Linked DNA regions of Mus musculus: all the other regions are linked to region 1. Evidence: chromatin loops called from intact Hi-C (ENCODE). Cell type or tissue: heart. All regions are shown on one strand. Each heading gives the region's core, and the rest is flanking DNA. Links, peaks and the distances in the headings are about the cores only.

Evidence for each region. Hi-C counts contacts between places; a loop is a spot of excess contacts. Peaks named below come from ENCODE experiments on the same cell type or tissue, not always from the same donor. Only the 100,000 strongest peaks of a DNase experiment are listed, where the experiment ranks them.
Region 2: a loop joins it to region 1, with 6 times the contacts of the local background. A loop is called at or near these places in 23 of 42 quality-filtered maps.
Region 3: a loop joins it to region 1, with 2.2 times the contacts of the local background. A loop is called at or near these places in 6 of 42 quality-filtered maps.

What each region holds. Positions count from the first base shown.
Region 1 is chr16:35,936,261-35,946,412 of GRCm38, reverse strand. Dtx3l (deltex 3-like, E3 ubiquitin ligase) reads left to right here and starts at 7,386. Exons shown (of 5, transcript NM_001013371.2): 1 at 7,386-7,719; 2 at 9,786-10,036. The coding sequence starts at 7,536. Parp9 (poly (ADP-ribose) polymerase family, member 9) reads right to left here and starts at 7,943. Exons shown (of 11, transcript NM_030253.3): 1 at 7,353-7,943; 2 at 5,278-5,380; 3 at 3,011-3,044. The coding sequence starts at 5,292. In heart, for the core only: CTCF peaks have their summits at 4,793 (motif pointing right) and 6,442 (motif pointing right); DNase peaks (open chromatin) are centred at 6,542, 7,572 and 7,872; H3K4me3 peaks cover 1,853 bases; H3K27ac peaks cover 1,208 bases.
Region 2 is chr16:35,870,320-35,880,471 of GRCm38, reverse strand. It overlaps Parp14 (poly (ADP-ribose) polymerase family, member 14), which reads left to right and starts at 9,090. Exons shown (of 17, transcript NM_001039530.3): 1 at 9,090-9,305. The coding sequence starts at 9,119. In heart, for the core only: CTCF peaks have their summits at 3,832 (motif pointing right) and 5,865 (motif pointing left); a DNase peak (open chromatin) is centred at 5,841; H3K4me3 peaks cover 19 bases; H3K27me3 peaks cover 715 bases.
Region 3 is chr16:35,728,043-35,738,194 of GRCm38, reverse strand. Slc49a4 (solute carrier family 49 member 4) reads left to right here. Exons shown (of 9, transcript NM_153550.4): 3 at 2,544-2,809; 4 at 4,129-4,258; 5 at 7,801-7,909. Among named protein-coding and RNA genes, the nearest start is that of Gm25967, 11 kb to the right of the region's middle. In heart, for the core only: a CTCF peak has its summit at 3,978 (motif pointing left); DNase peaks (open chromatin) are centred at 3,944 and 5,914; H3K27me3 peaks cover 384 bases.

The sequences.
Region 1 (10,152 bases), core at 3,496-8,495:
GGAGGCAGAGGCAGGCAGATCCCTGTGAGTTCAAGGTCAGCTTGGTCTACAGAGCCAGTTCCAGAACAGCCAGAAGAACTAGAACTACATGGTGAGATCCTGTCTTTAAAAAAAAAAAAAAAATCACTGGGCTAGCAAGATGGCTCAGCGGGTAAGAGCACCGACTGCTCTTCTGAAGGTCCTGAGTTCAAATCCCAGCAACCACATGGTGGTTCACTACTATCGGTAATGAGATCTGATGCCTTCTTCTGGTGTGTCAGAAGTCAGCTACAGTGTACTTATGTATAATAATAAATGAATCTTTGGGCCAGAACAAGCAGGGACTGAGTGAGTGGGGTTGACTGGAGCAAGCAGAGCTCCTCAAAATTTAATCCCCAACAACCACATGAAAGATCACAACCATCTGTACAGCTACATTGTACTCATACATAAAATAAATAAATAAATAAATATCACTTACTGCATTTTTAAGACTGCAAGATGTGTTGTTCACATCCTTCTTAATTTGTATATACATGGGAAATCAAGTTAGTTCACAGCCTCTATAGCTATTTGGTACTAAAGTTCACCTCAGCAGAAGTCATGGTTCTCAGGACAACCCCATCCAAGGCTGAGCAATGCCACTTATGGCCTATATGGGGCATCTGTAACACAATGGCAGGCTTTCAGGCACTTCAGTTCAGGGGCAGGGGAAGTTGATGGTAGTGATAATACAAGGCCTTGCTATGTAGTTCTTGAATTAGAATCTTCCTTCCTTGAGCCTTTAAACTTTGGCCTACCACCATACCCACCCAGCATATACATCCAGGTTCTGGATAACCCAGCCTGTAGAGTGTCAGTATCTTTTTCTGCAAATCCCTCTTACTGGGCAGGTGGTGGCACACGCCTTTAATCCCAGCTCTTGGGAGACAGAGGCAGGTGAATCTCTGAGTTTGAGGACATCCTGGTCTACAGAGTGAGTTCCACAGCAGCCAGAGCTATACAGAGAAACCCTGTGTTAAAAAGCAAAAAGGAAGGAAGGAAGGAAGGAAGGAAGGAAGGAAGGAAGGAAGGAAGGAAGGAAGGAAGGAAGGAAAAGAAAATTCTTCTTACCTTCAGAAACTGAACTTTTGTCGACCTTGCAACCAAGGTAATAATATACCTAGAAATCACTTAAATATCTGTACTCAATCTGTTTCCCTGCTGTATATATATCCAGTCTGCTAAACTCGCCTTTAAGAAAACAGTGTAACCAACCTTATATGCTTTGCAGTCAGTTTTTAAAACATAAACTAAATGCATGGCTTTATGTATGTGCGTACGCTGTCACCCTCTTCAGACACACTAGAAGAGAGCATTGGATCCCATTACAGATGGTTGAGAGCCACCATGTGGTTGCTGGGAATTGAACTCAGGGCCTCTGGAAGAGCAGTCAGTACTCTTAACCACTGAGCCATCTCATCTCTCCAGTCCCTAAATACACAGCTTTAATCTTAAACTACAATTCTTCCAAGTCCCTGACCCAGAATAATGTGTGTGCCTGTGTGTGTTGTGATAAGCATTTGCTGAAAGCAGCCAACAGGTTGAAAGGAACCTTAAACAAAATAAATAACAAATAAATTACAAAAATAAATAAATAAATACAAAACAAAATAACAATAACAAAATAAAAAACAAATTAACAATAAATGTGAGAAGCAACACATGGATATATGTTGAGAACATCTGTTTGTGGGTCACCTGGGGTCAGTAAAGTAACTTCTTTCCTTCTAAAATTAAAAAAAAAAAAAAAAGAATTCTTAATTCCTTTACCATACTGTCTTTTCTGTGCTGTTAAATAAACAGCTGTTTATTTATAAATGCTGTTAGGGACAGACAACAAGGACAGACAGACATCAGATACACACAAAAGGCAGATTATAGACAACACTACAGACAAATGGAAAACATTGCAAAGAATAAAATTATTCTTTTGTTTGTTTGTTTGTTTGGTTGGTTGGTTTTTTGTTTTTTTTCGAGACAGGGTTTCTCTGTGTAGCCCTGGCTGTCTTGGAACTCACTTTGTAGACCAGGCTGGCCTTGAACTCAGAAATCCGCCTGCCTCTGCCTCCCAAGTGCTGGGATTAAAGGCGTGTGCCACTACCGCCTGGCTCTTTCTCTTTATTCTTTGATGAGATACCAATATAGCCTTTGCCTCTAAGAAAGGAAGATGAATGTCAGAAAACTGGAGCCTTATTTCAGAGACGTTAAAATGTAGGACAACGGGCTGGAGAGATGGCTCAGTGTTTAAGAGCACTGACTGTTCTTCCAGAGGTCCTGAGTTCAATTCCCAGCAACCACATGGTAGCTCACAACCACCTGTAATAGGATCCAGTGCCCTCTTCTGATGTGTCTGAAGACAGCAACAGTGTACTCATACAATTAAAAAAAAAAAGTAGGACAGCAGATTAAGTGTAGTAGTTTACTCTGTTTCTAACCTGAGCTGCCAAGAAAGACTTCTGACGACCTCTCTTACTCAAAAGAAGCCACAACTTAGCAGTCGGTCTCAATTGGCCTTCACACTGATGGCAAATGGCTCACCCCTAGAAACTAGGCAGGTTTACTCTCTCAGCTCTTGGTCAGTCTTTCTGCTCATTTTGGCTGTCGTGGAATGGGTCAGAAGTGTGTCACAGGGCTGGCATGCTGATATGCACCTTTAGTCTTAGTGCTCAGAGGCAGAAGCAGGCCGATCTGAGTTCCAGGCCAGCCACCTCCACAAAGCTAGACCATTCTCAAACAAATAGAGAAAAGAGTCTCTGCCAACAAGGGAAAGGATAGTGGGGGGGGGGCCCAAGAGAACATGTCTTCAGCTGCCACAAGCCTCGGAAGCAATTCCCCTTCCAAAGCACATGCCCACATCTCCACAGCGTCTGCAGTCACACACCTGAACCCCTGAGGGGGGGATAGTCTCCTTCTGAGTGCCCTCTTCTGCGCTGAGGAAAGAGCTCAGCAAAGGCTTTCTTAAATGAGAGGGAGAGAGAGGCGATCATACCTGGTCTTTCGGCGGGAGCTGCCGCCCATGTATCCTGTGAAGAAATGAAACAGCTGCTTTAAAAGCCTGAAGCTGCAAAAAGCAGAGATGACCAATTGCACACACGCCGCCCGCTAAGCAGGAATAGCATAGGTTCTCAGGTTTAGGGTTTGGGGAAGGAAATTTTTTAGTTTGTTGTTTAGATTCATTATTCGGTTTGTTGATATTTTCGTCGTGTTTTTTTTTTCCATTGTTGTTTGGTTTTTGTTTTCCCCAAGACAGGATTCCCTGTGTAGCCCTGAAACTCACTCGATAGACCAGGCTGTCCTCGAACTCAGCCATCTGCCTGCCTCTGCCTCCTGAGTGCTGGGATTAAAGGCGTGTGCCACCACCGCTGCCAGGCTTGTCCTATCGTTTTTTTAATCTGTGTACCCAAAACACTGAAAACGCTAAAAGCTGCAGCAAATACTGAGCCTATCTGTGCCTCTTAAAGAGGTCAATACACTTCGTTTGTTTCACACTGTAGACCAGGCTAGCCTCAAACGCACTATAGAGCCCAGGCTGGCTTTGAACTCACTATAGAGCCCAGGCTGGCTTTGAACTCACTATAGAGCCCAGGGCTGGCCTTGAACTCACTATGGAGGCCAGGCTGGCTTTGAACTCACTATGGAGGCCAAGCTGGCTTTGAACTCACTATAGAGCCAAGACTGGCCTTGAACTCACTATAGAGCCCAGGCTGGCTTTGAAGTCACTCTAGAGCCCAGGCTGGCCTTGAACTCCTAGCAGTCCTCTTTCCCCAGTCTCCCTAGTGCTGAGGTTATGTCTGCTGCCATGCTTAGCTGATGCACTTCTAAGTCAGAATAAGAGAAAGGGCTGGAGGCTAACACCTGAAAAGGCTCAAAGGCCTCAACCGTAGTGAGTCTCAGACCAACGCTCTCAGATGGGTTCAAGTCGTGTGGAATTTCTCTGGCCAGAATAGAACACATGAGGCTGTGAGCCTCTCCAGATGCATCTCCCACATCTGTAAGGACCCACTCACTGCCAGTTGCCTATTTCATGACAAACAGAAAGTGGGAGTTTTCAGATCGACTTAAAGGAGCCTTTCCCCATGCCCACTTCCTGACCCTGTCCTGAGAGACAGCTGCTGAAAGACTAAAGAAAATCCACACCATATGGTGGCATGAGACTGGGTCTTACGTAGCCTAGGCTAGCCTCAAACTTACTACATACTACCAAGCCGAATTTATGCATTACTGGAAATTGAACCCAGGGCTGTATGCATGGTAGGTAAGCCCTTTATCATCTGTGCACAGTCCTAGTCCTGGAGATGATATTTTTTTTAAAAAGGCCTTCCATCACCTTGTTCATTCTGCTAATTATATCAGTATATTATTTATTAATTTTTAAGATTTATTTTATTTATATGAGTACACTGTAATTGTCTTCAGACACACCAGAAGAGGGCATCAGATCCCATTACAGATGGTTGTGAGCCACCATGTAGTTGCTGGGATTTGAACTCACGACCTCTGGATGAGCAGTCGGTGCACTTAACCACTGAGCCATCTCTCCAGCCCTATTTATTAATTTTTTATGTTTTGAAATTTGAGATAGGGTTTTACTCCATAACTCAGGCTAGCCTGGAACCTGTTGTGATTTTTCTGCCTTAACTTCTTGAGTACTGGATGCCCCCATACTCAACTATATTACTATACTCGAGTTTTCCATTTCTAACTCGGAAAAAAACTTTTAAAATTGTAATTTAAGTTTATACGTGTGGGTGTTTTGCCTGCATGCATGTTTGCGTATCACATGCTTGCTGTGGAGGCCACAAGAGGGCGCTGGATCCCCGGAAGCAGAATCTTCATGTGAGGACTGGGAATTGAACCTGGGTTCTCTGGAAGAGCAGCTAATGCTCTTAACCACTAAGTCATCTCTCAGGCCCCAGAAGAAAACTTTGTGTGTGTGTGTTTGTGTGTGTGTGTGTGTGTGTGTGTGTATGAGCCTACGTGAGTTGTGTATACCACATGCATAGAAGAGTCAACAAAGACTAGAAGAGGAAATTAGATCCCCTGGAACTGAGGTTATAGGCAAGATTGTGAGCCACCACATGAGTGCTAGGAAACAAACTTAGGACCTCTACCAGGGCAGTAACTACTGAGAGTATAAAATCATATGAGGGTGCTAGGTGTAACTGAAGGCCCCAGCTTTCTTAATGTTGTGGGGAGAACCCTTCATGTAATAATTGGATTTTTCATGATGAAAAGTATTTATATTTCTGGGTTTACCATGTAATAGGCCATTCTTCAGGTCCCACGTGGGTCTTCAGATATTTATATTTGTTTGTGTTTCCAAGTGTAGTCTGTAGATCGAGGAGATGGTGGCCTGTTTCTGGGAACAGATAGAAAGAACGCAATAAGAGCTGGCCAAAGCGGAGGCAACTTGGGTTTTGGTTACTGTTTTTGAGATAAGGTCACATCAAGTTACTCTTGCCTGGTCTGGAACGTGCTATGGAGATGAAGACACCTGGATACTAGTTTTAAAGGCTTGTGCCACCAATGACTAAAGCCAAGGGGGATCTTCTAGGAATACAACATAGGAGGCTGACGCTTTTGATCCCATTGCTGGGAGACAGAGACAGCTGAGTTTGAGGCCAGCCTGGTCTACAAGTTCTATGACAGCCAGGACTACACAGAAAAAAAAAGACCCTGTTTGGGAAAAAAAGAAGAAGGAGGAGGAGGAGGAGGAGGAGGAGGAGGAGGAGGAGGAGGAGGAGAAGGAGAAGGAGAAGGAGAAGAAGAAGAAGAAGAAGAAGAAGAAGAAGAAGAAGAAGAAGAAGAAGAAGAAGAAATAAACCATAGGAGACCTGAAAGAAAATTCTGCTGTTTAGAGTTTTTCATGTCAATGGTGAGGATGACCATGTGATTATAGCATTAATACTGTTTACCTTCAGGGAATTTTAGTTGGAGTGGGGGGGGGGGGGGCTGGAGGGGCTGGAATAGGAAACGCTTTACAGAAGTGAGGTCTTGAAGGTGTTGGTACACTTAGAAAATGGTAACAAAGTGCTGAGACCAGGCAAACCACCTAAGGAGCAGCCTTCTCAACAGTGGTGCGTCCCACCGGGCGTGTGAAGACTGAGGAAACTGCTTGAACCTGCACGGGCTGTGTTCTGAATCTGTGATAAACAACTCTGACCTAAGGATGTCTGGATAAAAATCTGAAGCTCTGGGAAATCGCACTTTCTCATGATTTTAACCTAGTAGCCTAAAAACTAAAATTATGAAATGTTAGACTCATGACTAACACTTACAATAGTCTCTGGGATGATCTGTAATGTCTTTGCAGTAGAAAAACACTGTACAACACGAGAGCACAGCTGGCCATGCCCATCCAGGAGTCACTCGAATACTAACCCCAAACTGGCCGGACAGGATCCGGGGAGCCTGCAGAGGGCAGTATTGCTTTCACACAAGAAAGACCTCTAAGGTTCCTTGGAGGCTGCAGCTGAGAGGTTGCTTTGGGGTGCACTTGTCTGTCTTGAGGCAAGCAGGCCAAAAGCAAAACTTCCTTTTTCCTTGTCCTTTTATATAGGCTGCTACCAGGACGCGTGACCCAGATTTAGGGCGGGTCTTCCAGTCTCAAAAGACCCAATCAAGAAAATCGCTCACAAGCACTACCCAGCTAGCTGGGGTTTTAGCTGATTCCAGACGCAGTCAAAATGACAACCAAGATTAACCATCACCTATGAGCTAAACTATGGTGTTAACCTTTAGAATTAACACACATAATCCCCACTTTATTTCTGTTGACGCTATAGATCTTACAGACCCTTCCTCTTCCTCTCCCTGGCCTGGAACCCAGCCCTCTGGACTTTAGGCTACTGCTGTCCCAGCCTAGAATACTTTCCTCCCCTCCCCCAACCCCTTAAGATACCTCTTGAAACCTGCTCTTTGGCTTTTGCTTTGTTCACAGGTACTGACTGCTTCTGTGCTCAGTTCCTCGTTACCTCCCTCTCTAGGGACTCAGGGAAGCAAGCCGATCTGTGCTATTCGCTAACTTAAGGCCCTCGAGCAGAAAATCCCTAAGGTGCCCAGCTAACAGGAAAAGTACAGGTCACCAAGCAGGTAAACTCTCTCCACTTGAAATCAGAACCGCATCTCAGTAAATACTAGTTACAACAATCATTTCAAAAAGTACAAACAGGTGAAACTCTTTACCCCTCTATTCCGCTCCACCCTTGAGAGGCCTGAACCTGGGATCCGGGTTCCCGCCAAACTTCCGATCCTGCAAGAATAGAAGGGCGACCTGCCACCGTAGGGAAACTTCCTCTGAGCGCCCACCGCCGAGCGTGCGAACTACTCACCGGGTGATGGCTCTGAGAGATGGCAGAGCAAGACAGGCGGCGGCTCTGCGGAGAACAAGGAGGGACCTTCTGGGGAATCGAAACTGAAACTTTGCCTCTCGGGTCTTTAGGGCAGGGCTCGCCTTTGCTCTTCCCTGTCTGTGCAGCGCCCCTGAGCCCCAAACGAGCCAGACGCGGATAGCCATGGCTTCCAGTCCCGACCCGCCGTCCCCGCTACTCGTACGGCTGCGGGAGTCCATCCCCAAGGCGCACAGGAAGCTCGAGATATACTTCCAGAGCCGGGCCTCGGGAGGTGGGGAGTGCTCTGTCCAGCCCGTGGGCCCCAGCGCCCCGGACACCTACGAGGTGAAGTTCCTAAAAAAAGCAGGTGAGCCGGGGCAGGGGAAACAGGGCAAGGCTCGGGTGCAAGGGTAGAACCAGCAGGTTTCCAAACCGATCCCTGCATGCTTCCGACGAGAGCCCACGCGAGTGTGGCTCTCTGTCTGTGGGAGAGTGCGGTCCACAGACTCCCTCCATCCCACAGTGGCGGAGAGAGCCTCGTATGAGTCCAGCCGCTGATGAGGTCGCGGTTCGACTCCATCTGAGAATTTCCCAGCAGACCCAGTTGAGAGAAGAAACAAAGTGTGGGGGTTGGGATTGAGGAGGAAATCCAGAACCTTGTGCACGCTAGGCAAGTGCTCCACCACCGATCTCGACTCCAAGCCATTTTAATGTTGTAAATAAAGATTCCGTTGACTTATTTTTAAGGACTACAAAAGTAATATATGACTTTAAAGAGGAAAGTCAAAGAAAAATTATCTGAAGATAGTTTGGTGGGGTTTGGTTTGGTTTTGGTTTTGGTTTTTGGTGTGTGTGTGTGTGTGTGTGTGTGTGTGTGTGTGTGTGTGTGTGTGTTTGGTTGATTTTAGAGACAGGGTTATTCCTTGTATCCTTGTCTGTCCTGGAACTAGCTCCATAGGCTGACCTCAAACTCGCAGAGATCCTCCTTCCTCTACTGGGATTAAAGGCAGGTGGTGCCACACTAATGTCCTCAATGGGGGCATTTTCATGCATTCTTTTCTGAGAGTCAGCAAATGAATATACATTCTAAACTTTTTGATCTTGTTTCTTTTGGGGGGCCGGGGGTTTCACCATTTAACTATACAATAACCATTATTCAATGTCATTGAAATGAGAGATTCAAAACCATTACAAAACATAGGTTTCCCCACCACCACCCCTTTGAGACAGGATCTTGCCATGTGCCATTGGTTGGCCTTGAACTCATAATACCCCTACCCCTACCACTACCATTTAAGTGCTAGATTGTGAGTGTGTACCAGCATGCCCAGACTAGAAATGTGATTTCTAATAACCAAATTATATTCCTATGCTAAAACTTAAGCTCCCTTCTTTAGAGTTCTGATTAGCTTCTCCTATCACCAGCCTGCTATTCCAGAATGCCAGAAATAACTGTTCAGGTCCTCTGTATGCATTTGACCAGGAGCCTACAACAGATACCACCAAGGGCCAACTTGGTGAACCAATGCATTACTTATTGCATTGGTATTGGTTATTGGATTTACTTACAGGAATATGGGAAACGACTCAAAGGCAACTGCATCACCAAAGCCCACCTAGCATGGGTGACAGCTCACAAAGCTGGGAACCTGGAGCTCACTGCACACCTACAGGCAGCTCAATAGGTTAGGGAGTGTTCTTTCCAGGTGGCTCAGTTGGTCTAAACTTCCTCCTAAGTGGAGCTTAGAGTTCACTTCCTGCAGGCAGCTTCTCTGGTGGTTTAAGTTTTCTTCACAGCTTGTTTTGTCTAAGAGTCTCCTATGCAGACCTTTAATGAGTCCTCACAGCAGCTCTGTTCTGGGAGTCTCAGGAGGACTCTTCCCAACAGTCTCTATTGTTTATTCATTCAGGGAGGGGCCTATGAGTCTGGTCAGTTTCTGGGATTTCCTGAAGCTATTTTGAGTTGTTTACCTTCTTGCTTAAGGAACTTCTTTGCAGGGTGGAATGTTTCAGTCTTGAGAAAATTTACACAACAGTCCCATACCCTATGGTTTATTCAAATAAAGTCTATGGAAGGCGAACCAATGCATTTATAGTAGTGGCACATGCCTTTAATTGTAGCACTCTGGAGGCAGGGGCAGGCAGATCTCTGTGAGTTCAAGGCCACCCTGGTCTACACCAGGAGTTTCAGGACAGCCAGGACTACCTAAGGTCTCAAAAACAAAAAATAAAACAAAACAAAAAAATGAACAACTAAAAAGCATATGTGAGAACATGGGTAGCTTATGTGAAAGTCCTAAGCTTATTAGGGACATCTCTGGAGGTAGCATGCTCAGACGTTTCTAGAATCAACCTACAGGGATACTGAGGATCAGCTATGTAAATTCTCTCTTATTTCTGTGTGAATGTGTATGTTTAATGTCTCCCCTGAAGATAAGGAGAAAGTGTTGAAAAAGAGCGAACACGAGATGTTGGTCCATAACAAACCTGTGACCATTGTCCTGGAAACTACTAAAAAGCCAGTAGAGGACCTGAGACCCAGACTCCCATCCTTGACACAGCCAGTGGAGACACCAAGCTCCAGACCTCCGTCCTTGACGGGGTCTCTGGATGAAGCACTTTGTGATGACATACATCCCCAGGACGGGCTCGTTTCTAACTCTGTTGACTCAGTTGTCCAAAAGGTGAGTGTTGACAGAGGAGCTGATGCTGCCCTGGCATCTGCTCCTCCCTTCCCCTCGGTGTTTTCGGGCAGCCTTGTGCACCCCGGACTGTACAGGGAGGAATGAAGCTTAGTTGG
Region 2 (10,152 bases), core at 3,086-8,085, 66 kb after region 1:
GGAAATTGGGGTCCCTTCTCAGAGTTCTTAGTTTCATTAGTAAAAGGACTTAAGAATGGACTCCGAAGAAAGCTTGAAGGCAGTTTTATTAGAGTTTAATATAGGAAAACTGCAGGGCAAGGAAGCTGTGAACCTCAGCGCCTGCTTCAGGGAGGAAGGTGGAGAAGAGAGGGAAAGCCAGGCTAGTTGAGTTAAGCCAGCATGTTTATCAATGTAAGTCAATCCCACCGTGAGAGGGGAAGGGTGCTTCAGAGAAACAGTAAGGAGCCTAAAATTTTGGGGAGAGTATCCCCAGGATGACATCAGTATCAAAGAAGAAAGAGGAGGTGGAAGAGGAGGAGGGGGAGAGGAAGAAGAGGAGGAGGAAGAGGGAGAAAGTTAAGGAGGGAAAGAGGAGCAGAAGGAGCAAGAGAAAGAGAAGGAGGAGGAAGAGGAGGAGGAGGAGGAAAAGGATGAGGAGGAGGTAAGTGAGATAAAAAGAAGGAAAATAGTTACAGACAGACCTTACAGGGCCTTATGGTTGGTCTGTCTGTAGTGACTGCTAACAGCCAATTATCTTCTTGACAGCTGTTTTCTATCAAACCTAACCCTTCCTCATAAAAGGGACCTCAAAAGCCAGTGAGGGTCTGCTCTCTGAAATCCTGACTTTGGAAGAGTCAGCTGGCTGGGCAGTTCCAAATATAGCTTGCTTTAATCAGGCAATCATGGCATTGGTATCCCCCCCACCCAGGTCCAACACTTTATGGAGGAATAAAGTTCTATTGTGTATAGGTCCCATGTCTTTATTTTTATTATTCATTAATCAGCCGATGAACATCTGGGCTGAGTCCATTTCCTTGCTTTTGTGACTAGGCAACAACAACAGACGTGGATGTGTAAGTGTCTCTGGGGCAGGGTATAGAGGTCTTTGTTGTATGCCCAGGAGTGATATATTTGGGTCTCAAATTATTAAATTTAAAATTTTAATTTTATTATTAATACTTGTTTTATTTTTAGACAGGCTCTCGCTGTGTGACTCTGGCTTCCCTGGAGCTCACTGTGTAGACCAGCCTAGCCTAGAATTTTATTGAGTATTTTTGCATCAATATTTATAAGGAATATTGGTCTGAAGTTCTCTTTCTTTGTTGAGTCTTTATGTGGTTTTGGTATCAGCGTAACTGTGGCTTCATAAAATGAATTAGGTAATGTTTCTTCTGTTTCTATTTTGTGGAATAGTTTGAAGAGTATTGGTATTAGGTCTTCTTTGCAGGTCTGATAGAACTCTGCACTAAACCCATCTGGTCCTGGGCTTTTTTTGGTTGGGAGACTTTTAATGACTGCTTCTAATTCTTAGGGGTTATGGGACTGTTTTCATGGTTTATCTGATCCTGATTTAACTTTGGCATTTGGTATCTGTCTAGAAAATTGTCCATTTCATTCAGATTTTCCAGTTTTGATGACTATAGGCTTTTGTAATAGGATCTGATGATATTTTAAATTTCTTCAGTTTCTGTTGTTATATCCCCTTTTCATTTCTGGTTTTGTTAATTTGGATACTGTCTCTGTGCCCTCTGGTTAGTCTGGCTTAGGGTCAATCTACCTTGTTGATTTTCTCAAAGAACCAGCTCCTGGTTTTGTTGATTCTTTGTATAGTTCTTTTTTTTTTTTTTTTTTTTTTTGGTTCTACTTGGTTGATTTCAACCCCGAGTTTGATTATTTCCTGCCATCTACTCCTCTTGGGTATATTTGCTTCTTTTTGTTCTAGAGTTTTCAGTTATGCTGTAAGGCTACCAGTGTATGCTCTCTCCAGTTTCTTTTTGGAGGCACTCCAAGCTATGAGTATTCCTCTCAGCACTGCTTTCATTGTGTCCCATAAGTTTGGGTATGTTGTACCTTCATTTTCATTAAATTCTAAAAAGTCTTTAATTTCTTTATTTCTTCCTTGACCAAGTTATCATTGAGTAGAGAGTTGTTCAGTTTTCATATGTATGTGGGCTTTCTGTTGTTTTTATTGCTATTGAAGACCAATCTTAGTCCATGATGATCTGATTGGATGTGCTGGATTATTTCAATCTTCTTTTATCTGTTGAGGCCTGTTTGTGACCGATTATATGGTCAGTTTTGGAGAAGGTACCATGAGGTGCTGAGAAGAAGGTATATTCTTTTGTTTTAGGATGAAATGTTCTATTGATATACGTTAAATCATTTGGTCCATAACGTCTGTTAGTTTCACTGTGTCGTCTGTTAGTTTCACTGTGTCTCTGTTTAGGTCTGATCATGATCTGTCCATTGATGAGGGTGGGGTGTTGAAGTCTTCCACTATTATTGTATAAGGTGCAATGTGTGCTTTGAGCTTTAGTAAAGTTTCTTTAATGAATGTGGGTGCCCTTGCATTTGGAGCATAGATGTTCAGAATTGAAAGTTCTTATTGGTAGATTTTTTTTCCTTTGATGAGTATGCAGTGTACTTCCTTATCCTTTTTGATAACTTTTGGTTGTTAGTTGATTTTATTCAATATTAGAATGGCTACTTCAGCATGTTTCTTAGAACCATTTGCTTGGAAAATTGTTTTCCAGCCCTTTACTTTGAGGTAGTGTCTGTCTTTGACACTGAGGTGCATTTCCTGTATGTAGCAAAATGCTGGGTCCTGTTTATGTATCCAGTCTGTTAATCTATGTCTTTTTATTGGGGGAACTGAGTCCATTGATGCTAAGAGATATTAAAGAATAGGGATTGTTGCTTCCTGTTATTTTTGTTGTTAGAGGTGGAATTATGTTTATGTGACTATTTTTTTTTGAGTTTGTTGAAAGAAGATTACTTTCATGCTTTTTCTAGGGTGTAGTTTCCCTCATTGTTTTAGTTTTCCATCTATTATATTTTATAGGGCTGGATTTGTAGAAAGATATTGTGTAAATTTGTTTTTGTCATGGAATATCTTGTTTTTTCCATCTGTGGTAATTGAGAGTTTTGTTGGGTATAGTAGCCTAAGCTGGCATTTGTGTTCTCTTAGGTTCTGGGGTAATTTTGATAGGTCTTTAAATGTTACTTGACCCTTTTCTCTTCCGGTTTATTTATTTATTTTTGGTTTTTTGGTTTTTCGAGACAGGGTTTCTCTGTATAGTCCTGGCTGTCCTGGCCCCTTACTGCTTTTAATATTCTTTCTTTGTTTTGTGCATTTGGTGTTTTGACTATTATGTGATGGGAGAAGTTTCTTTTCTGGTTCAATTTATTTGAAGTTCTGTAGGTATCTTATATGTTTATGGGTGTCTCTTTCTTTAGGTTAGGGAAGTTTTCCTCTATAATTTGTTGAAGGTTTTTACTGGCCCTTTAATTTGGGAATCTTTGCTCTCTTCTATACCTATTATCCTTAGGTTTGGTCTTCTCATTGTGTCCTGGATTTCCTGGATGTTTTGGGTTAGGAGTTTTTTGCTCTTTGCATTTTCTTTGGCTGTTGTGTCAATGTTTTCTATGGTATCTTCTACCCTTCTCCCTTCTATCTCTTGTATTCTGTTGGTGATATTTGCATCTATGACTCCTGATCTCTTTCCTGGGATTTTTATCTCCAGGGTTGTCTCCCTTTGTGATTCCTTTATTGTTTCTATTTCTATTTTTAGATCCTGGATGGTTTTGTTCAATTCCTTCACCTGTTTGGTGGTGTTTTCCTGCAATTTTTTTTCTTTTTTAAAATGTGTAGCCCAGGCTGGCCTCAAACTCGTGATCCTCCTGCCTCTGCCTCCTTCAGCAAATCCTACCAGTGTGCACCACCACTACCGGCTCCTGCAATTCTTTTTTTTTTTTAAAGATTTATTATTTATTTATTATATGTAAGTACACTGTAGCTGTCTTCAGACACTCCAGAAGAGGGCACCAAATCTCGTTACAGATAGTTGTGAGCCACTATGTGGTTGCTGGGAATTGAACTCAGTACCTTTGGAAGAGCAGTCAGTGCTCTTACCTGCTGAGCCATCTCGCCAGCCCTCCTGCAATTCTTTAAGGGATTTTTGTTTGTTTGTTTGTTTGTTTCCTCTTTAAGGACTTCTAGCTGTTTACCTGTGTTCTCCTGTATTTCTTTAAGGGAGTTATTTATGTCCTTCTTAATGTCCTCTGCCATCATCATGAGATGTGATTTTTAAGTCAGAGTCTTGCTTTTCTGGTGTCTTGGCGTATCCAGGGCTTGCTCTGTTGGGCGAACTAGGTTCTGATGATGAGTTCAGTTTCTGTTGCTTATGTCCTTGCCCTTACCTCTTGCCATCTAGTTATCTCTGGTGTTAGCTGGTCTTGCTGTCTCTGACTGTGTCCCTCCTTTATGCCTGTGTGTGTCAGCACTCTTGGGAGACCAGCTCTCTCCAGGCGGGACCCAGGTATGGAGAGCTGTGGCACAGGATCATCTCCAGGCTCAGTTGGAAACGGGAACCAGGAGAGACTGTTTTAAAATAAAACAAAGTGGGGGGAAAGTGTTATTTAGCAGTAAATTCATCCAGTCCCAGATCTTTCTTTGTGAAGAGACTTTTAAAACACAGATCTATTTTATTTTTTGACCATGTGTGTATATTTGTGGCATCCAGAAGAGGGCGATTAATCCCCCGGAGCTGCAGTTACAGGTGGGTGAGAACCATCCAACACGGGTTCTGAGAACTCAGTTTCTCTGCAAAAGCAGTGTGCTCTCTGAACCTCTGAGCCATCCCTCCAGCCCTGTGAGCAGACTTAGAATCACTACTTCAGTATCATTGTTGTGAGTCTGTTTAAGTTATTTCTATCTTCTGGGTTTAATTTTGGTAGGTTATATGCATTGAGAAATTTGTCCATTCCTTCTATGGTTCTCAACTTTTTTTTTTTCTGAGTAGAAGTTTTCCAAATATTTCCTAAGGATCTTGAGTTTCACTGGAGTCTGTTGTAACACTTCCCTTTTTATCCCTAAATTTTATTAATTTGGGTCTTCTGTCTCTTTCTTTTGGCTAATTTGGTTGTCAGTCTTGTTAATATTTTCAAAAACCCAACTCTTAGATTGATTTTTGTGGAATACAGTGTTTTATGTTTTATCATTTTTATCAGTAAAACTTACAATAAACACAGAGAGACAAACTTTCCCGCCTAAGTCCCTCATGGTATCATTTTGGTATATATTGTGCATAGTAAGATGTATGAATGCGACAGTGCTGTGTTTACTGTGAGTCTTGAGAGGTTCCCATGTGGATCTAATTCAGTGATTATCTGGCAGAAATCCAGAAAAGGTTTTTATTTTTTCTTTATTCTGCACAAACTACGCATGATTAAGTTGTAACTTTCTTTAAAAAAAAATTCATGTGAATGAATGTTTGCCTGAATATTATGCCTGTACACCACAGTTGTGAACATCATGTGGGTGTTGGGAATTGAACCCAGGACCTCTGGAAGAGTAGCCAGTACTCCCAACTACTGAGTCATCTCTCTAGCTCCCATGTTGTACCTTTCTGAAGATACTGTCTTTCCTTCCCATCTGTGGTGCTTGATCTCAATAATCACCTGGAAGATGGACCTCAAGGCATGCCTGTGGGGGTTTATGTAGGTAAACAGAGGTGGGAAGTCCTGCTCACTGTGGGCGGCACCATTCCCTAGGCTGGAATCCTGGAGAAAGTGAGATGATCAGAAGCATTCATCCCCCTCTCCTCCTTGACTGTGGGGACAATGTAACAGCCACCTCAAACTCTTGATGCCCCCTCAAAATCTTGTTTCTGTGACTCCTGCACTATGGTGGATTACAACCTGGAACAGGAGTTGTCAATTTTCTTGGTAGTTTGGATGACACAGGGATGAACTCCAAGAAAAGTCAGCACTCTAGCCTACCTAAGCCAAGCCCTCTACACTGACCGGGTCCAACACTGTTTGGCTCAGGTGATGAGCGCCATCTGCAGGCAGAATGCTGGAAATTGGAGAAAGATACCTGGATACTGTTCAGCATTATTTAAAGATCAGGAATTTTAAAAAGCCCAGTAAATTCTCTTCCGTGCATCTCTGATCTTCTTTGTACTGATTCAGTTCTTTGGTATTAAGTAACAATATTCAAGTTCTGTCTTTCTCCAAAGAACCTTTGAACTGGACAGACCTTGAGATAGATTTCATATCTTTCTTTCACTCACATCTGACAAAATTTAATGCAACCTCAGGGACACAGTTTTCAAAGTATACAAGCAAACTAAGCACTTAGTGGTGTTAAATCATAAAGAAAATCATTCTAAGATGATTCTTGAGTTCACATATGCTTTTACCATTTACTGTAAATGGAAGCAAATTTGCACATTGTAACAAATGTGTTTCTTTTTATAGAGAGAACTAAATCATGGCTCAAATATTTGCTACTGCAAGACATGAAGCCCTTTCAACTTTCTTCAGAATATTTTTTTATTTTAAAATTGTCAATGATGAGAACCCTACTTTGAATTAAATACACAATATAAAATGACAGAAGTGTGTTTAGGACCATTTCAGAACTTGGAATAGAAATTCTGTCTTAATCACAAGCCAAAATTCACTGAAAGAAATTTAATTATACTTTTTTTATTTAAGTGTATGGGTATTTTGCCTGCATGTATGTCTGTGCATCATATGTGTGAAGTGTCCGCAGAAGCTGTAAGTTTTACTGGATTTCCTGGAACTGGAGTTACAGGTGGTTGGAGTTACTATGCAGGAGCTGGGAGTCGAACCTGGGTCCTCTGGAAGAGTAGCCTGTTCTCTTAACTGCTGAGCCAGCTCTCCAGCCTCTGAAGTAGCAATTTTTTTTAAAGATTTATTTATTTATTATATGTAAGTACACTGTAGCTGTCTTCAGACACTCCAGAAGAGGGAGTCAGATCTTGTTACAGATGGTTGTGAGCCACCACGTGGTTGCTGGGATTTGAACTCCGGACCTTCGGAAGAGCAGTTGGGTGCTCTTACCCACTGAGCCTTCTCACCAGCCCTGAAGTAGCAATTTTTAAAATCAAGCATTCTAACATGGTACGATCCAAAGATAGACTAACTTGTCATGTTGACAAATGACAGCAGGAACATATTAAAAGTCTGCTTTCTATTACTAAGACATTAAGTTTTTTTTTTTTTAAGAACAGAAACATTGTATACATTAAAAACTGTGATCCATATCATAGTCTCTCATCTGAGCTGAGTGTTTCAGAGAGTGTTTACTGGTATTGTCTGGTGTGAAGATTTTATATGTGCAAAAGTGCACATGTGTGCTCAGAACACAGGCTTCAGTGGTGCCAGGAGATAGCACCGGTAAGCAACGGAATGCTATGTAGTTGATTTTGATTTAATTTTTGGTTATTGTGCCTTCAGAAGCCTTTCAGCGTTACCAAGATTTTCTCAAGTCTCACACTGGGTTGTGCGATCGGTCTGATTACCATCTACAGAGAAATGGGACCTATCTGTAAAAAACCGTTAAAATTGCCTAGATACTCCCACCTCCAGCCCCGGTTCACGGCTTTCATTTACAATGCCTAGCTGCTGGCGCCTGGGATGTCCTGGCTGACACCACCAATATCTCCCACATCCCTCTTTGTACCAACATTTGCCCATATCGAGAACTTTTCTGTTTTCAAAAATATTTAACTCCAAGAAACAAAATATCAACTTTCTGAGCCCAAACCCCCATCCCTCACCCGGCTGCTTGACTCCTGGGTCTTCCTGTCCATTCAAAGTTTTGGAAAGATCTGGGAAAAAAAAAATTGCCAGGCGGTGGTGGCACATGCCTTTAATCCCAGCACCACTGGGAGGCAGAGGCAGTTCGAGGCCAGCCTGGTCTACAAAGTGAGTTCCAGGACAGCCAGGGCTATACAGAGAAACCCTGTCTAGAAAAAAAAAAAAAAAAGGGGGGGGGGAGGGGGGAAGCTCTGAGTGCTGCCTCGGCTTCCTTCCTTTTTTTCAGACCTCGGTCCTCTTCAGACTCCCCATCGTCCCTGTTCTCCATCAGATAGTGTTACCAGGGGCCCCGAGGGGGTCACCATACTCTAGCCCTGGACCGGCAAAGCCTGCTTTAATGCGTATCCCAAATATTCGCTCATCACGCGTTAAGGATATACAGATTCCCAGTCTCTTCTTATCCCGGTCACAGTAGGCGCACCTCACTCCTGTTGCTTGGACCACTCCTGGATGAACTGTTCATATCTTTCGGCCAATCTTGTCTCCAAAGGCAGCTTAGAGGCCATCACGTTCTTCCTAGGAGGGGGAATGGGGGAGGCGGGTGTCGGAGCCCCAAGAGCCCTAGACCAGTAGCGGGACCAGAGCCCTCTCCTGAGCACCCAGGTCAGCCTGGCTTTCTCTCACTCCTGTCGAACTCAGCCACCATGCAGCAGCCTAAGTTATTTTGTGTAAGTGAACCACAAAGCCCCAGAGACCCACCATCTAAGGTCATTTCTTAGTAGTTCTTAGGCTCTCGGGTAGCACGTCCCTTGCCCAGAAGTGCTACCTGATCTTTCCATAATTGGGCTGGGAGCCCATGCTCTTCTGCTCCAACACCTGTGTATTTCTCCCTAGAGTTGTCGACCGTCTCCTGTGTCCCCATACCTGTGTCCCTCCGTTGAACACCCAGAAAGCATGGACGCCAGCACGCGTTCCTCAATACTGGGAGTTTGTAAACACAAAGTATGCACAGATGAGAAAACAGAATTCTGAAGCAGGAAAGTCAGGTCAGATGCCCTCGGGTGGTCCCCCAAGTGAGCAGGGAGCATCCTGAGAGGATCGTTTTCCTTCTCTTATACAGCGTGGGTTTTCAGGTATGCAGAAACTATCCTAGTGATGGAGCAGGGCTCAGCTGTAGCTCAGGTGGAGTGCGGGCGGGGCCCAGCTCTGGAGCTGCTAAGGAGGTGGCCTGGAGGCTAGAGCTCGGGTGGAGGATTGACTGGCTTCTGTTGAGAGCAGGAGAACAAAGTGCCTGGGGGTGGGTGGGTGGTAGCTCTGTGTGTGTGTGTGTGTGTGTGTGTGTTGTTGTTGTTGTTGTTGTTGTTGTTGTTGTTGTTGCACTATTCCAATCCTGGGATAGCGAGGTGAAGATAGAAACTAAGGACGGGGAGGGATTTCCAGGAAATGAAAGCGAAAGAAGTTATCTCAATGTTAAAACTCTGAGCAGTTTTGGACGACCCAGCAGTCGCCGCTTCCTAGTTCAGTCAGGATGGCAGCGTCGGGTTCCTTCCCGCTGCTGGTCGAGGGCTCTTGGGGCCCCGACCCCCCAAAGAACTTGATCAACAAGTTGCAAGTGTACTTCCAGAGCCGGAAGAAATCCGGAGGAGGGGAGTGCGAGGTCGTCCCGGAGCCGGGGAACCCAGCACGCTTCCGGGTGCTCTTCTCCCCGGAGGATGGTGAGGGGCGCGAAGGTCGGGGAGGGTCGCCTCGCGCGGGGTTTGGGACCATGGGTGCCAGGTCTAGCCCTCGGCTGCAGCTCGTTCGGTGCGGGAGATCCTGGAGGCAGAATCTGCGTGGCGAGCGCAACCGGGAGTGGCGTTCCCCTTGCTTTCCCAGTCGCTCCCTGAAGCAATCTGTGGACCTTCCCGTGTTCGTTTGTTTGTTGTTTGGTTGTGAGCCTAGCCTTTCACGGCTGAGCCATCTCTCCAGCCCTTGTTTGTTGTTTTAACTGTCCTGTTTTTATTATTCAGGTGGGGCAGGAAAAGAATTAAGAAACGGGAGGAGTCCAGGGTCCGCTAGCACCGCAGGGTTCTTAGGGAGATGAGCTTGAGAAGTGAAAAGCCCTAGAGCTCTTGTGCCTCAGTGGAGGAGGGAGGGACAGGGCAGGGGTGGGTAATGGGTGGTGGTGTCTTGTTCCTACCTCGTCCTTCAGCCCCAAGATGATCTGAGGTGGCTGTAAGCTTGGAACCCAGGTTGGGATAGGGACTGGGGGTGTTCCCTCATCTCTGGAAGGTTCCTGAACAGTTAAGCAGTTGAATGTTCCCCACCTCTATTGGCCTTCTGCAAAGGAGGCCCAGCCTTCATTTCTCGCTCAGGTGGGTGAATGGAAGTCCCAGATCTGTGACTTCTGGAAAGCCACCATGTGTTAATATCAGAGATTTTGCAGACCAGGGTCATCCTCAGAGTGCAGGATGGAGGGAACATTTGGGCCAGAGGAGAGGAAAGGAGGCTGAGGAGACCGGGCAGTGGGCAAGGTAACAGCCCAGCAAAGACCCAAGAAGGAAAAAAAAAAAAAAAAATGAA
Region 3 (10,152 bases), core at 1,937-6,936, 210 kb after region 1:
GTGGTGGAGACAGTATGTGTGTCACAGCAGGGCCACAGAGGTGGGGGTAGGCCATTGTCTCCTTTTGCTCTGGGGTTCCCAAGGATCAGACTCTGGCCCTCAGGCTCGGCAGGGAGCACCTCAACCTGCTGAGCCGTCTGGTTGGCTCTCACTTTGCTTTTTTCCATTGCTAAATTAAAATTTCAAAAAAAGGTCACAAATGGAATTGATCTCATGTATGCGTTTGAATGACTTGAGAGTTCTAAACAGTTTAGTTGCATACTGATTATGCTTACACAGGTCTATAGTGAAAAAGACATCGTGTGATAGCATTGCTGTGGGCATCTTGGGATCTGCTGGCTTTGGGGGAACTATTTGGTCACATAAACCTTTGGAATTCACTTCTTTCACTCAGAAAATTATTTCTCTTACACAAGAGATCTTTTTTTTTTTTTTCATTTTTGAACCTGGCAGTATCAATGGCATTTGGAGATATTTTCCCTTCAAGTAACCTATGTAACATCCATGGAGAGACAAGTAGGCCTGCCTTGCACAGTTCACTTCTTATTCACTTAGCTTCTGCCTGGGCCCCTGCCTCCAGCCTCATTATTCCTTCTTTCTGCTTTCGGGAAATAAGATGCGAGAGAGAGAGAGAGAGAGAGAGAGAGAGAGAGAGAGAGAGAGAGAGAGAGAGAGAGAGAGAGAGAGAGAGATATGCATGATGCTTAAGAAGCACAGGTAGGGAACAGACACCTGGCTCTCTTTCTTGCCTAGACTTCTGGCTTTTTCCTTCAGGATTGCGCATGGCTATGTGTGAGTGTGTGTTGAGTCGGAGGGCGAAGGGGAAAGGGTTTGGTCAGAGAGGTAAGCATGCTAGGTATCAGATTAGGAAAATGGACAGGAGCGCGGTGGAATGGAAGCAAGTGTGACCTCCACTGACCTTGTACCTGAAGCCGGAAGCAGAGCGCTAGGACTGGGGGCCTCAGTGTGGGGCCCTGGTCCAGTCCCTGCACACTCCAGAAAGAGGTCTTGTGAGCCAGAGGTTCCAGGAGCTCAGCCAGCCTTGCACATGCTCAGGAGATACACAGTCTTAACTTACCTTCTTGTTCTATAGAAGCAGTGGAGTCTCGATGTCCAGGGCCATTCAGACATCTGGTCACAGTGCTCACCTGAGCAGATAGTGATACAGGGAAATCAGGGTTCTTAGTCTCAACGATAAAAGATTTTAAGTACAGACTGAAATGGAGCCGTGAATTAGCGTGTAAAGCCTGGAACCGGCTAGCCATAACACCTTGGCGGCTGCTTGGAGGGGAGGAGGGAAAGCGTGGCCTCTCTTGCTGGCACAGTGGTCACACACAGGGTGGACAAGAGCTACACCATGGGAGGGATGCTTTAGAAAAGAGTAAGGGAGCCCAGATTGTTGGGGGAAGCGTGCTTAGAAAAGAGATGAAAAGAAGGAAAGAAGAAAGTCACCCTACCTTTTTGAATAATTCAGAGAAGCAGGCAGACTTACCACTGTACATGGTGCAGCCTTGTGAGCTAATGTGTGGGGTGGGGGCCAAAATTCGGGGGGGGGGGCAGGTGAAAGTACAGCATCTCATTAAAGAACCAGCGATCCTCACTGTCTCTTTTGCATGGCCTAGGGTGCATTCCTGTCCCTGGGCTGGTCCCCAGCCAAAGTGACTGAACCAGCCCAGAGACTTTCTGTCTGACATTAGAAGTGTCTTAATTATTGTTTTGTGTATATAATCCTATTATCTGACATGCAACAGGTATGAGATACTGAGCTCAGCTGTATTGTTTTCTAGCACCTGTTAATGAGCTGCAGAGTACTAGGAAAAAACAATGTGTTTTGAATCTAATTTTCAATTTCCTTTGTTAGCACCCTGGCAAGTTTCTTCTGAGCCGAGGCTCACATATTTCAGCAAACTGAAACAAGAATAGGACAAATGAACCAAGTTCTATGGCTATGAGGAGGCACCATGACTGTGGCAACATTTACAGAGGAAAGCTTTTGATTATTATGAGCTGGCTTTACAGTTTCAGAGGTTTAGTCCATTGTCATCATGGTGGGAGACATGGCAGTATGTATACAGACATGATGCTGGAGAGGAGCTGAGAATTCTACATCCAGATCTACAGGCAGCAGGCAGAGAGAGACACTGGGCCTGGCTTGAGCATTTCAAACCCCAAAGCTCACCCCTATGATACATTTCTTTCAGCAAGGCCACACCTCCTAATAGTGCCACTCCCTGGTAACTAATGCATTCAAATCTATGAGCCATGGTCGCCATTGGTATTCAGACCACCACACCAAAGTTATAGCGAGTTCTTAGTTTGGTATTGGCACAGTGAGTAAATGGTGAACTGAGTGTCCTTGGTCTCCCTCCAGAGAAAGCGTGTCATTTAGAAAGTCGGTCAGCTCACCTTTTCAGAATGTCAAATTCTTTATGTGTATGCATATATATCTTGTTGTAGTTAAACTGCTGTTTGGTTAATATCCTTTTCATTTAGAAAATGCTTGCTTCAAATGTCTCACAGACTTCCAACGTTTCCAATTCCAGGCTAATCCATGGGGGACAGATACTGAACGGACTGGCAGGTCCGACTGTCATGAATGCGGCGCCATTCCTCTCTACGACGTGGTTCTCTGCTGACGAGCGAGCCACTGCCACAGCAATCGCATCAATGCTGAGTTACCTCGGTGGAGCGTGTGCGTTTCTCGTCGGGCCCCTGGTTGTTCCAGCTCCCAACGGGACGGCACCCCTTCTCGCTGCGGAGAGTAGCAGGGCTCATATTAAAGACCGAATCGAGACCGTGTTGTATGCAGGTGCTTTGAAGATTTTTTTTTCTTCTTCTTGTATTCTTTGGTTTCTATTCCAGTCTCTGCTCTCTAGTTCTGCTGTGCCAGATCACATCACCAGAGACCCCTGAGGACTGACAGATACTCGCACTCGAATGCACTTTCATTATATCTTATGGATATGCCTGTTTGAAACAACCCTTCCTAGGACAGCACTAAATGTAATATGTATACTTGCTACATGGAAAAGTCTTGGTTAATTTTACATTTTAACTCCACTTGCAATAAAGTACTCTGTAGCATATATTCTTGGGATTTCTCTAGACATGGTGTCTAAATGTCATGCTTAACTAAACATTTGTCAAGCATCAGTTGGTAGTGTTCAGCCTGCTTTCTCCCATTATTGGTCACATTCTTGCACCTTATTCACCCCAATCACCTGTAGTTTATTCTTCATTGTTCTCCATATGTTAGTCTATTAATCATACTGACCTTTCTAAATTCCAGTGCCTAGGCAGAGACAAGTATACATGGGGAGTCTTAATATTTAGCAAGTGAGTTAAAGCAAAATTCAGCATAATCTAATCCCTCATCTTTATCACCTTAGTTTCTTGCATCTACTCCCTTGTTACTTTGTTTTTGTTTTTGTTTTGTTTTGAGACAGGGTTTCTCTGTGTAGCTTGGCTGACCTGGATCTCACTCTGTAGACCAGGCTGGCTTTGAACTCAGATATCCGCCTGCCCCTGCCTCCTGAGTGCTGGGATTAAAGGCGTGCGCCACCACGCCCGGCAAGTCCCTTGTTATTTTGAGTCAAGCCCTACACTCGCATTTCAGGGTTTGGTGTGGACGGAGTAAAACTGAAATCAGGGAGAAAGGAGAACATTTTCATTTACATTACACGTTTACACTCTCAGTCTCTTCGTTTCTTAGTTTTAGTTGCTTCCTTATCTCGTTTAACTTTCCTGTGCAGTGTGAGTTCAATCAGAAGTCGTCTCCATCAGACAAAACCCTATCCTTTCTGGTCCCTTCCCACATTCCTTCTTTCTGAAGAGTCCTCTGAGGCTGCTTTAGAATCTCTCCTACAGGGTTTGGATGGGCTTTCCCGTGGAGTAACTGTTCATCTCTCAACCTTTGGCGATCTGGCACAAACCAGGCACCTCTGTGCATCTTTGTTCATAGCGCGCCTCCTACTGGTGGCCTGAGGAATTTAAGGGCACACACGCCCAGCCTCTGCTCTGGGCTGGTGGAGGCATCAAATTTTGCTTGTCTTTGTTGAGCTAGGTATTTAAAAAATAAGTATTGACCCTTGTGTCATAAGTAGCACTTCACCTTCATTTTTCTTTCAGAATTTGGAGTTGTCTGCCTAATATTCTCTGCCACGCTAGCTTATTTTCCGCCCCGGCCTCCTCTTCCTCCCAGTGTCGCTGCTGCGAGCCAGCGGCTGAGTTACCGGCGGAGCTTTTGTAGGTTACTAAGGTGAGTGAGTAGACTCAGGGGCATTGTGTGGCAGTGGCCATAGCTGTGGCTGCATTCTCTCTGTGGGGGGGTGTGGGGGTGGGGGTTATCTGTCACGGGGGTGGCACACGCATGGAGGTCAGAGGACAATAAAGACAGTTCTCTCCTCCACCTTTACCTGGGTTCCAGGGATCAAACTCAGGCTGTCCGCCTTGCTGGCTGGGAGGTGCTTTCAGCTCTCCCACCCCTGATTCTTAATGTTCAAGGATAATTCAAACTGTTTATTTTTCAGCATTAATCAAATTGTAAGTACTCCATGCCAATATTAATTAAAATACTAATTATTTAATTCTCTAACAAATATATGTTGAAAACTCACACTATAACAAGATGGCATTAATTTTTGCTCTATCCATATTCCATGTAGATTAATACTTAAAATGTTTTCTGGTTTTTTGAAACAGGGTGGTTTCTCTGTATAGCCCTGGCTGTCCTGGAACTCACTCTGTAGACCAGGCTGGCCTCGAACTCAAAAATCCACCTGCCTCTGCCTCCCAAGTGCTGGGATTAAAGGCGTGCGCCACCACACCCGGCTTGGCTTGAATTCTTATATCTGTCAGTCTCCTTGTTCTTCAGCTGGCTCTCACTGGAAACTTACTTCCAGGTCAGGTCTGTAGATGTCGCACTCTGTGGTTAGACAGGACTCTGTCCTTTGTGTTCCTTGTGACTTTTTAGTCAAACCTTTGCACTGAGGTGGGCTTCCCTTTAGCTTTAGGTTTAATTGGTTGGTTGGTGGCTATTTTGGGTGGCTATTTTTGATTTGGTTCTTATACCTGCACTTCCCTTCCAATCCTTATTCCATCCTAATCTCTTCTAACCCCCAACAGCTAGGTAGGAGAGAAAGGTTAGAGGGGAAAGGTCATAGATCTCTCCAGGCTTCTTCCTGCTGATTAGGGTCATTGGGTTCCTTGGAGCCGGTCCAATCTTTGTAGTCAGGATATCTCCATCTTCTCGTCAAACCCCAACAGCAGCAACCAGGAGCAGCGAGGGGAGCAGCAGCCTTGCCGGAGGCCCTCCCAGCCCTCTCGGGGCCCCATTTATACCTCTCCAGAGTCCCCAGAAGTAAACTGTGTGCAGCTGACAAAGGTCATGCCCCTCCTAGAGCACAAGGCAGTCATGGGTAGTGGCTGTGGACAAACTGAAACAGCCTCATCTCCCACACCAGGGATTCAGGCCAAATGCAAGGTGAGCCCCCAGTCTAGGTCCTGGTCCAAGGAACTATTAAAGGAACTCATGAGGCAGCAGGCAGCATGCAAACACTTGGGGCTAGAGAGATGGATCAGTGGCTGCTTTTCCAGAGGACCCAGGTTCAATTCCCCTCAACCCACATAGCATAACTGGGGTTTTAAAGAAACCAAAATTGTCACTGCATTTGGTTGTCAGTGGCCCTGAGGATTGAGGCAGGGCCTGTGCTCACTACGCCAGTACTCTGGCACTGAGCCACAGCCCTAGGTCTCTCTTTTGTCTTTGTTTTACGTGATTTCGCTGGTGAGGGTAGTCCTTGATATGTGGAGAGCTCTCTTTTTCTTCTCAAGTTGTCTCCCCACTGCTCAGTAAACAAATGGCCCTCAGGGTTAGCCAGTCACTTTTTATCCCCCTATCCATTGTGTACCTGGACTGCTTCCAGTTCATTGCTGCCAAGACACAACCGCGGTGATGCCCTCACATGCCATGCATAGATGTGAGTCTTTTTGGAGAATGTGCCTGCTGGTGCATTGTTAGGCCATAAGGTTCTCTACACCCAACTTGCCTGGCATCACCAGGTTGATCTCAAAGATGCCCAGCGGACGTCACATTATCAACAGTTTGTAATTATCTGATTTTGCCACTGTAACAGCTGTGAGCTATGTTTCATTTAATTTATATTAGCTCATAATTAATATGTTCAGACTCTCATCCTATGATTTGTGGCTTATTAGACTTCATCTACTTAAGTTGCTCTCCACAGTTTTGCCCAATTTTTAATGGTAGTTCTTAAATGGTGTGCATATTTTAAGTATAAATCTCTCTTCGATCTAAACACTTTCAAGTATCTACTCCCGGTCTCCTGTCTGCCTAATCATTTTGCACAGTTTTTAAAGTTATTGCTTGTTGGTTTTGTCTTTCACATGTGCATTTTTATCCTACCTTAGTAAATGTCTTTGGCAGCCGGTGTAGGAGGACGTTTTTCCTCAGATGGCGAGCAGCATCTGGAAGCATCCCTGGCACGTGGCTGGCAGTGCCATTGTACTGTTTGTAGGATTTCTCTGTCTCCGTCTCCGTGGTCATCTTTGTTGTGAGCCAGTGCTACACTGTCACTGCCTTGGCCGAGCAGTTAGTCTTGCTATCTCAGGACAAGGGTTTCCGCACCAAGCTTTTTAAAGGGTGACTTAGCTTTTTAAGGAATTTTATTTTTCATATTTCTTAAGTTTCTAGAAAAAAAATACAAGTAAGAGTTTAGTTGTGACTACACTGAATTTACATGTAGGCTGAGAGTGTAAAGACTGTGCATCTATTTAGATTGTTTCTGTTCTTGTAGTTAGGTTTAAGATTCTCGCCCCTCCCCCCTCTTCCTTATTCTCTCCCTTCCTCCCTGTCTCTCTCTCTTTCATATTAGTCCCTGGCCTTCCTGGTTTATTCCTAGATGCTATATGGGTTTTCTTTTGTTTAGTTTTGATTTTTTTTTTTTAAGATGAGGTCTTGATCTGTAACCCAGGCTGTTCTGGAACTCATGGCCCCAAACTCAAAGTAACTGTCCTGCCTCAGCCTCCTAAGTGCAATATAACAACTTACTAGTATAGCACAGCAAACCCTGGGGATTTAAGAGCTATAAGTGAAAGGATACTTATGCAATCTCTTGTTTTGCTGGGGCTTTGTAACTTTCATAATATATATTGGTCATAATCTTTCCCTTCCTCCAGTTCATCTCAGGCTCTTACCTATGTCCCTCCCCACCCAGCTTCGTATTCTCTCTTAAGAAAGCCAAACACAAAACAAAACAAAAGAACCGTGGGGTCCGTTTTGTGTTAGCCAACTATTTCTGAGCGTGGGGCCTGCCCTGGAGTGTGATTGATATTACCCTGTGATTCCACTAAAGAAAACTGATTTTCCTGCTCCCGGCAGATATATACAAAGAGCTTCTTGGGTAGGGGTGAGACTTTGTGTCCACTCTCCTCTCGATGCTGGATTTTGTGTGTATTGAACCCAGGCAGGTCTTGCTCATGCTGCCATGGTCTCTGAGTTTGTATGTGCCTCTGTCCTGGTTCCCTGATTCTACCAACTCTGGCTCTTACAATCTTCCCATCTACTGACCTTGAGGGCAGGGCTGTGATAAAATCATCCCATTTAGGGCTGGGTGCCACAGAATTCATTCTTATAAGAAAATAAAATGTTAGAGAATTTCAAGTTTATCAACAAATGGACACACACTCCTTATTCTGTGTTCTGGTTTCAAAATGACTTAAGTATTTCATAAATAGTTTAAATTCTACATTTTAAATTTGTAATAATCTTTTCTTTTGCAGCAATTTGAGGTTTTTGATGATTGCTTTAGCATACGCAATACCACTTGGTGTGTTTGCTGGCTGGTCTGGAGTTCTGGACTTAATTTTAACACCAGTGCATGTCAGTCAAGTAAGTATTTGTACCTGTATATGTTGTTGGTATTTTAGCTCATTTAATTTATAAATAATGGTGATAAGTTTTGATTTTAGCTTCAAAGATTAGGTAAAGTGTTGCCTAACTAAACAAGATTCCTCTGGGACAGTTGAAAACTTGATTTTTAACATCAGTGTTGAGTTTCGAATTTCTTTGGCTGCTGTTAATACTGATAGACAAAAGAGAAAAAGCCTTAGTTTGGGTAACTTTATCCTTCATCCTTGTTTCATACTTGATAAATTACAAACTCATCACCTGATATATTGCTATTCTAAGTACTTTCTTGTCTCCGAACTAGGATGCCTCCTTTTTATAAAACATAACCATGGGCCAGCAGGATGGCTCCGTGGGTAAACCCTGATGATCTGAGTTTGATACTCATAACCCACGCAGGAGGAGAGATCTGAGTCTCCACACACTGTTCTCCAGCCTGCACTTACGAGTGCGTACACACAAGCACACACACATGCACACACGCATACACACACACACACACACACAAGCACACACGCATACACACACACACACACACACACACACACACACACACACACACACACATATACAAACTCGGAAGAATTACCCATGAGATTAAACCTTTTCACCATGCTCGATGCCTGTACTGCATTCTCTTTGCTGGTAGGAAAGGCAGATAGAGACCCAGCATACCACTGTGCCACCATTGCTCTGAGTGAACAGTCTGGCCATCTGCTTTTAATGAGCCCTTGGGTTGTCTCCCACTCTTTGCTGTCACAGTGGGGCTGTGTGACCATTCTCATGCACTGTCCTTTTGCTTGTGTGTTTTGGAATGGAACTGCTGCTTTTTCCGTATGCCTCCTTTGACAGGCAGTGTAAGTCCCGTCTGAGGCAGCTGTATCCCTTACAGTCCTGTCAGCGGCAGCTGGTGCTTCTCCTGCTGCCCGTCAATAGAACACGTGGCTATACAGCAGTGTTTGAAGCCTTCTCATAGATGTGCTAATGACTGAGCCTTGTGTGCATTCACAGGGACATCTGGACTTTCTTTTTCAACTGTTAGCGGATATTTGAATGTCCTATTTTGTGACTGCCTGTTCAAGTCTCTTGCCCACCCTTCTTGCAGAAAAATAGAAAAGAGGAATGAGGAGGAGGCTTGCTAGTAGCCCTAAATAGGGTCATTCCTTCCTGCTCCTGAAGGCTGAAAAATGGCCTGCATACCTAGAGCTCCAAGTGGCTTAGTTGGTAGCCTGCCACAGAGTTGAAAGTAGAGCAAAGACAACAGAGGTGGAATTGTGGTATGGAGCCAGGATCACAGCACCCCAAAACCTCTTCAGGGCCTCACACAGGCTAGGCACGGGCTCTACTACTGTCATGAAATCTCAGCCCCCTTGAAACAGGGCCTCACTAAGTTGCCCAGTTCTGGCTTTGAATTCAGTCATAATGCAAGTAGGCTTTTAGCTTACAATCCTCCTGCCTCAGCCTCCCTATATCTGGCCTTACAGACCTATGCTGTCAAGCCAGGTTTCGTGAATATTAAGTGCAGAATGAAAAATCATCCCTTCTGTAGACAAAGGTTTACTCTGTATGAACCACCGTTAGCAAAGCTTGCAGCAAGCCCTGAAGACCACAGGCTACTGTGACAGTGAGCCCTCCCAAACACAGGTCCAAGTCTTTTTTCCTCTCTACCATAAGCACACACAGGTCGTCCTCCACAGTGCAGTGTCACCAAGCATAGAGGACAACTAAAGAGTGCACTTTCTATGTTTACCACCCATCAAAGTAGAATATAACAGTCCTATTAGACATGCAAAAACCTTGGAAATTATGCTCCATGTTTTAAACAAGAAAAGAGTAATCAACAGAATCCAATTTTTCAATAGTCTAGGTGTTAGATTTAGCAAAGACTATATTGCAGAAGATAGAGGGAAAAAACCCTCGCTTGCTCCTAGTTCGTGAGTGTACATCCTTGTATCCTCTAGGGAAGCAGCACAGTAGCCATGCGGAACATACAGCTGTTTGATATGATGTTTAAGTCAGTTGTTGTTGTTGCTTTGCTTTGGTTTTTTTGAGACAGGGTTTCTCTGTGTAGCCCTGGCTGTCCTGGAACTTGCTCTGTAGACCAGGCTGGCCTCGAACTCAGATACCCGCCTGCCTCTGCCTCCCAAGTGCTGAGACTAAAGGCGTGTGACACCACTGCCCGGCCAAAGATTGAATCATTGAAACGAAGTGAAGGTACATCTCTG